Linked DNA regions of Homo sapiens: region 1 is linked to region 2. Evidence: read pairs that join two places in POLR2A ChIA-PET (ENCODE). Cell type or tissue: Panc1. All regions are shown on one strand. Links, peaks and the distances in the headings refer to the core of each region. The heading gives the core; the rest is flanking DNA. Region 1 holds the start of LOC128966558 (a long non-coding RNA gene). Region 2 overlaps TRIL (TLR4 interactor with leucine rich repeats).

The links. ChIA-PET counts read pairs that join two places held together with the same protein. Peaks named below come from ENCODE experiments on the same cell type or tissue, not always from the same donor. Only the 100,000 strongest peaks of a DNase experiment are listed, where the experiment ranks them.
Region 1: POLR2A ChIA-PET joins it to region 2 with 15 read pairs; 2 of 35 experiments call an interaction of 5 or more read pairs at or near these places.

Annotation. Positions count from the first base shown.
Region 1 is chr7:29,118,409-29,123,797 of GRCh38, forward strand. It overlaps CPVL (carboxypeptidase vitellogenic like), which reads right to left. Exons shown (of 13, transcript NM_031311.5): 2 at 2,485-2,663. The coding sequence starts at 2,653. It overlaps LOC128966558 (a long non-coding RNA gene), which reads left to right and starts at 4,027. Exons shown (of 3, transcript XR_008485572.1): 1 at 4,027-4,234. In Panc1, for the core only: a CTCF peak has its summit at 1,629; no DNase peak of the experiment used is centred there.
Region 2 is chr7:28,950,810-28,956,198 of GRCh38, forward strand. TRIL (TLR4 interactor with leucine rich repeats) reads right to left here. Exons shown (of 1, transcript NM_014817.4): 1 at 2,549-5,389. The coding sequence ends at 4,802. Among named protein-coding and RNA genes, the nearest start is that of TRIL, 4.8 kb to the right of the region's middle. In Panc1, for the core only: no CTCF peak of the experiment used is centred there; no DNase peak of the experiment used is centred there; H3K4me3 peaks cover 301 bases; H3K27me3 peaks cover 2,189 bases.

The DNA.
Region 1 (5,389 bases), core at 175-5,174, 170 kb after region 2:
TAACGACACTTTGCCTCTTCACAAGCATCTTAATGGTATCAGCCCATATGGTGGGGCAGCCATCTTCCCAAGACTTCTCTTGTGAGGTAAAAATCAGTCCTTTTTAAAATACACTAAATACATTATCAAAGTTTTTCATCTTTCCTTAGAAAAGAGATGGTGAAACTTGAAGCCAATGTGTATTTCAGAAAAAGACATATGAACAGCACTTACACATACCCTTAAAATACAAGAATGTCTTCGTGTAAAACGAAAACCAAAAAACAATGACATCCTATTGGCTGTGAGAACACTTTGAACGAATAAAACTTGCTTTATTTTAAACTTCTTTATAGAGTATTTAGATTTGCTTTTGATCTTTAAAATGACCATTTGTCTAAAATTTCCGGTGTTCTTCTTCATTCCCATCACATCTGCCAACCTGCCAGCTTCACAGGCACCATCTCTGCCTTCCCACCTGTGACAAGGGACAACCTTGGGGCCCCTGTGTGCCAGATCCCTGTCTCTCACCTTCTTAAACACAGTCTCCAACAATGGTTCCCCAAACCAAACCAATTCCCCACTCATCATTTCCATCAGCAAACAAACATTCTCTCCTATTCTGTTAAAGACCCTTCCTGGACCCCAGTGCTCCCTCCAGCCACTACCCCATTTTTCTGCTGCTCTTTGCAAACAGCTCCTCAGAATAGCTACCTGTCTACTGTTTTATAGCTTAGGAACCTACTGAAGTCCAGAAAGTTGAAATCATTTACTCGCACAGTGATTAAGCGCAAAGAAGCATTAAGAGCAGATACAGGGCCGGGGGCAGTGGCTCACGCCTATAATCCCAGCACTTTGGGAGGCCAAGGCAGGCAGATGACTTGAGGTCAGGAGTTTGAGACAAGCTTGGCCAACAAGGCAAAATCCCATCTCTACTAAAAATATAAAAATTAGCCGGGCGTGGTAGCACATGCCTGTAGTTCCAGCTACTCAGGAGGCTGAGGCAGGAGAATCGCTTGAACGCAGGAGGTGCAGAGCGCAGTGAGCCGAGGCTGCACCACTGCACTCCAGCCTGGCAACAGAGCAAGATTCTGTCTCAAAAAAAAAAAAAAAAAAAAAAAAGAGCAGATGCAGGTCATAAATTTTAGCCTCTGATAACACTAAGTGATACCTTTTTTCCTATTGGTAATAACAATAGAAAAACCCACAATCTCTAAATAAAGCCAATTGCAAACACTCATATTTGGAGAACAACTTATAGAGTACAAAAGATTTTCACGTGCCTTATCTCATTGGATTTTCATAACATCTCTGTAAGTTGGGTAAGTTGTTAAAGCTCCATCTTATCTTAATGAGAAAACTAAGGCCCAGACTTGCTGGATAACGGGGCACAGCAGGGAGGCTGCAGTGAGGCTGAGTATGAAGCCTACACACCAGCTGATATCTGCATGAACTCTGGCTAGTAGCTCAATCTCTTTCTGCCTTGGTTTCACATGTGTAAAATGGGTCCACCTCCCCGGGATGTTGAGATGTTTAAATAAGTTCATGCAGAAAGCTTGGAACCAGTGATTGACTCATAGTAAGTTTTAAGGATAGTATTAGCATTAAGTGACCACTGGGGGACAGGCACTCTACTAGTCTTATAAATAAAATGCTGCAACTCAACCATGCAGGTAATTCAACCCCGGCTAATTCTCATTTTAGCTAAAAACTCAGACAACATATGACATCAAGTCATTAATATTTGACATAGGCTGGGTGCGGTGGCTCATGCCTATAATCCCAGCACTTTTGAAGGCTGAGGAGGGTGGATCACCAAAGGTTAGGAGTTCAAAACTAGCCTGGCCAACATGGTGAAACCCCATCTCTACTAAAAATACAAAAATTAGCTAGGCATGGTGGTGGGCACCTGTAATCCCAGCTACTCAGGAGGCTGAGGCAGGAGAATCACTTGAGCCCAGGAGGCAGAGGTTGCAGTAAGCAGAGATTGCGCCACCGCACTCCAGCCTGGGCAACAGAGCAAGACTCTGTCTCAAACAAACAAACAAACAAACAAACAAAATATATATATATATATTTGAAATAAAACAACTGAGTAAAAATACTGAAATATATTTTGCATCCTATGGGTTACTTGTTTTAAGAAAAACTATTGGCCAGGTGCAGTGGCTCACAGCTGTAATCCCAGCACTTTGGGAGGCCGAGGTGGGTGAATCTCGAGGTCAAGAGATCGAGACCATCCTGGCCAACATGGTGAAACCCCTCTCTACTAAAAATACAAAAATTATCTGGGCATGGTGGCTTGTGCCTATAATCCCAGCTACTTGGGAGGCTGAGGCAGGAGAATTGCTTGAACCCGGGAGGCGGAGGTTGCAGTGAGCTGAGATCGCGCCACTGACCTCCAGCCTAGTGACAGGCGAGACTTCGTCTCAAAAAAAAAAAAAAAAAAAAGAGAAACTGTTGAACTCATGCCAGTGGTTTTCTGATTTAATTAAACTTACTTACCTTTTTGGATCTTCCCAGCTTCAATGTAAGGGGTGAGAAATAATGGCTGTCCTGAGTCTCCCTTAGGTGGCATGGAAACACTTCTGTATAGGGAGCGAAACAGCCCATCACAGGGGCCAGGCATCAACAGGACCAGCGAAACAATCACCTTCCACATGGCACCAACCATCTCTCAGGGTCTAGGATAAAAACAGCATTCCAAAAATGAATCATAAGAGTAAATATTTACCTGGCCCTTTTACATGCAAGAAATTCATTTATTCACTTAAAAAAAATATTGTGTGTAAAGGCCCTCTGCAAGGACCTTGGATAGCACCATAAATAAGCACACCCAATCCCTGCTTACTCTTAAATTCAAAGGCTAATGGGAGACTCTTCAAGGGATTTACAGTGTCAGTAATTTTTCAATTACTGATTTTTTTTTTTTAAACAGAGTCTTGCTCTGTTGCTCAAGCTAGAGTACAGTAGCACAGTCACGTCTCACTGTTGCCTTGACCTCCTGAGCTCAAGCAATCCTCCCACCTCAGCCTCCCAAAGTGCTGGGATTATAGGAGTGAACCACTGACATTTTTTAAAATGCAGTTTGGAAAGTAAATTCAATGGAGGATTAGATAAAGACTCAGAACAACAAGAACTCTGTAACTGACCATAAATGGGTGGTAGAAACCATTATGCCACCACAGAAGGGCAGAGGATTGAAAGCACATTTCAGGCCGAAAGATCACAGAAAGGCCTTATCCAAGTTGGATATGGATAAAAGGTGAATGGTTCTCAGACAGGTGGGAGAAATGGGAAAGGCATCATGGGTGGGTGGAAACAGCTTAAGCAAAGGTGAGACCTCAGGCATCCATGCACACCTTTCAGGGAAATTTCAAAGAAGCAATGGATTTCTGGTTATGTTCTCTATCTCTTATAAAGCCCCAGTTTGTATCAAAGAACAACAACAACAAAAACAAAAACAGGAAGGAAGAAAGAAAGGGGGGAGGGTCCTACAACTACCCTTAGGTTCCTCCCCTTATTGCTAGCTGATAAGTAAATTAAAGACATTAGGCCCCAAACCATTAGCACAAAGCTTTCCAAAGATCTTCAGATCTGATGTTTGCTTAGAATATTCATCTGAGATTATAATAATAATGGCATAAAACTGTATAATTATTTACTTGAACATCAATATGTAAATTATATTTATAGTGGGCTTTCCCATGTATTTGTAGATGATTTGAATCTCCTAATTCCACCAGTGTTACAGAAAAACGACTGAATGGTATTTGTTAAAGCATGGAGACAAAGACTTTGTCAGGATAATGACAGGCACAGGGACCTTGCAGTCAACAGTCTTGCAGCAAGGAAGAGAGATTGGGCTCAACTCCAAATGCAGCACGGGCCAGTGGGAATTTATAGCCAAGGAGCAGTGTGGGGGTCAGTGGATGGAAAATTACTCAAAGGAAGCGTTGGGGTAAGGTGGATCTGGCTAAACCTAACAGGATTCTCACTGAAGACAGGCCAGGGTGATCAGACATCACCTGGGGGATGGTGCAGGATGAGAAACCTGGTCAGACATTGAGGCGATCGGATGTTGATGTTGCTGGTTCTTGGTAAAACGACTTAGCTAGTGTCCTTTGCTAAAACTGGATTTTACAAGGACGTGCACAAACAGGCCTAGCAGGAGATTCAGAAGCCTGACTAAAATTTGGCCAAGGAAAAAAATCCTTGTCACCAGGAAAGTGAGGACTATTGTCACCAAATTCAGGTAAGGAAAACTTGAATCAAAAGAGTGTCTCATGCAAGGACATGAAAGTAGAGAAGGCCAGGACTAGGGAGAAGCGAGGGAGGTACAGATGCAGGGTCAGATCTCATCTTGATCTAAAATGTTGACCATTTTTATTATCATTAATTTTTCTCTGCATTATACAGTTTTTTAACTATTACATTAACATATTACTAGTCTTGAATTTTTTTTGACACTTTCTTAAGTTTTACACCTGAGGTAGTGCCTCTCTTGTCTCACCCTAATCCTGACCTTGCTAAGTAGGGAATTATGACAAGCACACCAGGGCCGTTACATGACTCTGCACTCCTGCTATTTAAGCATGATCTATGTTCTTAGCTGTAAATTCTAAATCAAATACATGAAATGAAAGGGTACTCCACACATTCACATTTCTGGATGCAAAAAGAGATACACAATTATGCAAATATAATGCCTGCTTTTGTTCAGTGCTTTAAAATGCCAAGCCATTAGAACATCTTAAAAATACAAAACGTGTAAAAATCTTTTAACGACATGCTTATTACAACCCAATTTGGCATAACATGAAAATATTGGTTATAGCAAATTTTAAAAGCTTTTCAGGCACATTTCCCCAGTAAGATAAAGGTTTATAATTATAATGTGATTGAATATATAACCCTTGTCATGTCTCTCAGGGTTAACTTACTAGAATTCCCCACACTTAATGTAAATAAGGCCAACCAAATCCAGGATGGAGCTAAAAAATGCTTTTGCCTATTACTGACTATAATAAAGAACAAAATGAATTTAGGAACTGAAATTAGGTTCCCAAGAAGCCCCAGGGTAATGACCTCTATGGCACTGTGAAAACATTTTTTTAAATTACTTGAACTTGTTTACACTGATGCTTTTATAGCACAGCTACTTTCAAGGGATGCCTGAAATCAACAATCTTACTCTCTAACTGGTTCAGAAAAAAAAAAAAAAAAAAAAAAAAAAAAAAAATATATATATATATATATATATATATATGCAATATTAAAAAAAAATAATGGAAGAAGCTCTTCCAGTAAGAGGTTTTTGTTTTTTTTTTTTCCCCTGGGGACAGAAACAAGAAACCAATCATGCCATCTAATTTCTCAATCTTCCTGCTGCCAATCCCTAGCTCCCTTT
Region 2 (5,389 bases), core at 75-5,074:
ATAAGAGGATGGAGGCCACCATTCAAAGTGTGTTTCCACACACTTCAGTACCCATATACTAAGAGCCGAGTGTGAAATCAGCTGTGGGGTAAGAATTACTTAACCAAAAAAACTGTAATTTGGTAAACTGAAGCCTGCTACATGGCCACAGCTGGTCTTAATATGCAACAGGGCTGTCCTGTCGGCATTAACTATGGCACAGAGCTAGCATTATAAAGCTTTCATTAGTTTGAAAGAAATTTTGTGGATTTACATAGTTGAAAGATGCTGTTGCTTGAAATACTGGGGCATGACAATTTATTTCCCTCTAGCATCTGATACCATTTCACAGCCAAGTTATAAAGCCACTCACAGTTCTGTGTCAATTAGAAATCTCACCACCTGTAACTTAAAAATCTTTCCAACAGTTGTAATGGAATATTTAGATACTCTGCCCTAAGATAAAGCAAGCAGGTATCAGGAAACTATACGTTCTTTCCTAATTATTTCAGTAATTAAAATAGTTAAGCATAATCTCCAAATACCTCAGTCTCCCCATGCAAAATGAAAAGAATACTATTTGCCACATGACTGAAAAGGATGAAGTGACTTGAAATCCCTAGGAAAAAAAGTATTTGTGCATGCAAAGTATTGTTTTAAGTAAACTAAATAAAGGGACACTTGAAGATACTATCTATAAGTTAATGGGAAGGCAAATTGCCAAGGCAATCCTAAGCAAAAAGAACCAAGGTGGAGGCATCACGTTACCCGACTTTGCACTATGCGAGGCTACAGTAACCAAAACAGCATGGCACTGGTACAACAAAGGGCACATAGACTAATGGAACAGAATAGAGAGCTAAGAAATAAGGCTGCACATCTACAACTATCTGATCTTTGACAAAGCTGACAAAAACAAGCAAGGGGGGAAAGACTCCCTATTCAATAAATGGTGCTGGGATAACCAGGCAGCCATATGCAGAAGATTGAAACTGGACCCCTTCCTTATGCCATACATAAAAATCTACTCAAGATGGATTGAAGACTGAGATGTAAAACCCAAAACTATAAAATGCTGGAAGATAACCTAAGCAATACCATCCCATACATAGGCGTGGGCACAGATTTCATGACAAAGACACCAAAAACAACGGCAACAAAAGCAAAAATTGACAAATGGGATCTAATTAAACTTAAGAGCTGCTGTACAGCAAAAGAAACTATCAACAGAGTCAACAGACAAGCTACCATTGAATGGGAGAAAATATTTGCAAACTGTGCATCTGACAAAGCATCTGTAAGGAACTTAAATTTATAAGAGAAAAACAAACAACCCCATTAAAAAGTGGGCAAAGGACATGCACAGACACTTTTCAAAAGAATTACACAAATGTTTCAATTAACTAGAAAAAGAGGAGGAGAAGGGTTACCATAATTCCATTACCTGAATCCTCTGATTGGTTATGGCTTAAGCAGAAATGCCTTGTGTCTGAAACTTCTTAATCAAACAATTTGTTGCCCTGTGTAAATACTACTACCACTGCTACATCTCATATTTACTGAACATCTGTGGTGTATCTGGCGTTGTTGAATGCTACTTACCCATTTATGCCTCACAATAGCACTATGCAATCAGGATTCTTAGGCTGCTCATTTTAACTGATGAGGAAGCTGAGGTAGAAATTAGGTAAAAAGAATGAATGCAACCCTCTAATGACTAAGTGCCTTCATCACTTCCTTACCATCATTCCCAACTTTCATGATGCTATACTTTCTGAGGATGGTGACAATATTGATACTAGGCCATGGTCTGGAATTGGGAATAAACTTCTAGCACTAATATGCTTCATCACCATTTACCTTCCAGTCTTATAAGAACAGGAGGGAGTGCTTAAACACAAATAACAGGCAATTCAGTTCTCTCTTTTAATGGTTTCATATATGTTGCTGTAGTTTTGGTGACAATCAGGTGTGTGACAATTTAGTGAAGGTGTTCTGATCACATGCTAATTATTTATTACCTGGTAGCCCTGCAAAATCCCCTGCATTATGGAAGCAGTAATCCCATTGGTTGACCTGAAGGTCCCACAACATTACAGACTGGCCAGTGGCTCTTTCACTGAATACTCCTAACTCATACCAAGTTTATTCTTTTTTCCTTAGGAATGTTATCTTTTCATAAGCTGTGTAGTGACAAAAATCAAAAATTACTTCCAGCTCAAGATAATTCCTTCATATTTTTGACCATGAGAGCCAAAGGGCTTGACTTTTCATCAGTTTCCTTTAAACAGGCAATGCCTGCTGAGACCCGATCACCTGCACCTTGATGTCACTGGTGTCCAACAGCACTTTCATGCTGTGGCTGACCATCTGCTTTTAGAGCCATTTCATTGTTTCTTTGCACATAACATCACACATCCTTTTCTTAAAGTCCATACTCACCTATGAAAACGGAAATAAAAAACATTAAAAAGGACAGAAAGACATCAAGCTTATGTTTCATTTCCATAAATGGGAACTGCATTGTGTCATTATGAAAGTGTATAAAATATTTGGAAACTCCAACAAATTATCTCTATTAGTGGGTTTATTGACATAACTGGACATAACAATGTATAACATTTATTCATCTCCCACTGAAAGACTTCCCAGTGAAACTAAAGTAGAACACAGATCCAGGCATTAGGCATTTTCAGTGATGTTCTATGGCTGAAAAGGTGGGTGGTGAGGAGAACCAGAGGCCTTGTCCATACTTGCAATGGGACTCAATATTACCCTGCTGGGCAAAAGAAATAGCTAGGAGATGCAATAGTGCTATGATTGAAAAAAGCCAGGAGCACAAAAGGTGCCAGATAGCTCCCTGGTTGAAAATAAGAGCAAACAACACTACTGCTCTCATGTACCAGTATGCTCTCAATCTAAAATAAGCCCTGGCAGCAAACTAAGAATGACAGTCTATTTCCTGTGGTTTATTAAGTTTTGGCCCCGCAGACGAGACTGCCAGAAAAGCAGCTGTAGTTTTAAGTGGTCTGGACATTTACTCATTTGAACATAAACAACGATCAGCTCATTCAGATGGCTGGTTCCCTACTCAGCTGTTGAGAAGAGGGCAGGCATGGGTCAATCTAGGCCAAACATAAAAGGAGTGAACTGGGGTGAAAGACCCGGGGCTGTGATGGATTCCCTGAGTCACCAGGACCCTCAGGGGCTTAAGGCCCTAAACAGAAGATTCCACTGTCAGCCTTAGCACCATTGCAGTGACCTCCATGGTACTCCACTGCCAATAAATCCATAACCACTGTGACCATAACCACAGTGTACATTCTCTTAGTGACTGCATTTTTAGACCACACATAAAATTATTAATGTAAACCAAACCACTACACTTAGTGATAAACATGTACTTCATAAATAGCAGGGAATGAAAGTATCCCAAATAGTTGGAAACAACTGAACAAATAAAGGATCCTACCCCTAAGTTTAAAACAAAAACATTTAAAAGAAATACTGCAACTATTAACTAAAAGATAAGATTTAATAACACAGTAAGACACTCAGTTGGGGAGGGATTAATTGCAAAATATATCATTATTTCACAGTGAGGTTTAAGTACTCATAACAATCTTCTGGTTTTAGTAGAACAGATACCCACTGGTGTATTTTTTTCACATTTGTTTTCTATAATTTCTTCCCCTCTACTATTTCATATAAAGACACTAATGTGGTCAAACATTAAACTATCAATTGACAATCACCTTTTGCTTCCCTATTAGGAAATAACCTTCATTGCTTAACTGCAACTCAAGAGAATTAGGGCACAGTCAACCATGTCACTGATAAAAACATAAGAAGTAATGCATCACATTTATTCCAATCTAAACACACTGTCACAGATGTGGTAAGTGAACTGGAACACTGGTGTTCCCCAGTGGGTCATCAGCTACATATACATCACATTCTTTTATCAAATCTGGCATTGAAATTTCCTTTTCCATATATAGGTTTAAAAAAATAAAATTAAAAAAGCCACAGGAGCAACCCTGACAGAGAAGTCTTGCATGCAGCCTTCTCCTGAGAAAGTATGTAATCTTAGTTATCCTCGAAGTCAGCAAGCGCTCTTGTACTGTTAATATTAAAAGGAACATAATAAAATGGCCCAGTCCAACTAAAACAGTCCTTGAGTCTATTGGTCAGTTCGTTAAATGTCAGAGCTTTTCACATTTTTGAAAAAAAAAAATGCGTCTCTTATTAAACTTTAAGGTATCCTGAATGCTCTATCAGCCAACATAAACGAGTTCCTTGGCGGGTATGTTAAACTTTACCACCTGTTTACATCCCCCTTCTTGGCAGAGATCACCAAACCAGTGGAGTCCCTGGCCAAGCCTCCTTTGTAATGGTAATAAGTTCCTTCCTTAAATAGAAACAAAACTTCTCTGTTTGACACTGAGCAAACAAAAAGCATGCACCCAAATATTTCTGGCCATGTTGGGGGCACAAGCACCCCCTTTCTACCCCCAAAGCCTGGCTTCTGCATTGCAGTGCTACAAAAGCCATTCGCATAGCTGTGTCAAAGCCTCCAAGCGAAGCCTCCGACCTCAGCATCCCACCATCCATTTGTCCCCTACTCTGGCTCTGACCACCAAGTACCATCCATTTACTTCTCGAGTATTGGGAATTGGGGGATGGTGCCCGAATTGGCCCTCTGTCCCCACCGGCCTCTCTGGCAAGTGCACAAAACGGCACTTCCCCTGAGGTGGGCTGGTGGGCCTCACGGAGAGGCGGCTCCTTAGGGCCAATGAGATGGTCTCTATATGCCCTGGACCTAGTCGGCAAATCGCTGCAGGAGACGGTCCTCCCGTCTCAGGCTGCCGCCCGCGCCGCCGCCCGCACTGTCCATGAAGCGGTCGCAGGGGAATTCGATGAGGTCCGCCTCACTGAGCGCGCACACGGTGGTGCGTGGCCGGTGCGACTGGAATCCCGAGAAGTCGGCGGACACGCCGGTGCCCATGGAGCGCAGGGGCCGTCGGGTGGAGTACATGTGCCGAACGTGGACCGGGGCCCCGCCCTTCCGCCTAGCCCGCAGTTTCCTACGCAGCCAGCGAGACGCCCAGGCCGCCAAGGCCAGGAGCACCAGCAGCGCGTTGACCGTCAGCAGGGCCAAGGTCAGCAGCTGGTAGTCGACGCCGCCCCGGCTCCCGGCCTCCGGTAGGGTGACCAGCCCCGCGCAGTGGTCCCGGGGAGCCACAGGGCAGACACGGCCCCCAAGCACGCCCTCCACGCACACCAGGTAGGGGGTGTCCCCGCGCAGCTCGCGCAGCGTGGCCGAGTCGCTGCTCTCAGGCAGGTAGACGAAGCGGTGGAACTTGGGCTGCTGGCCAAAGCGGTCAAAGAGCAGGCGGAAGCGCGCGCC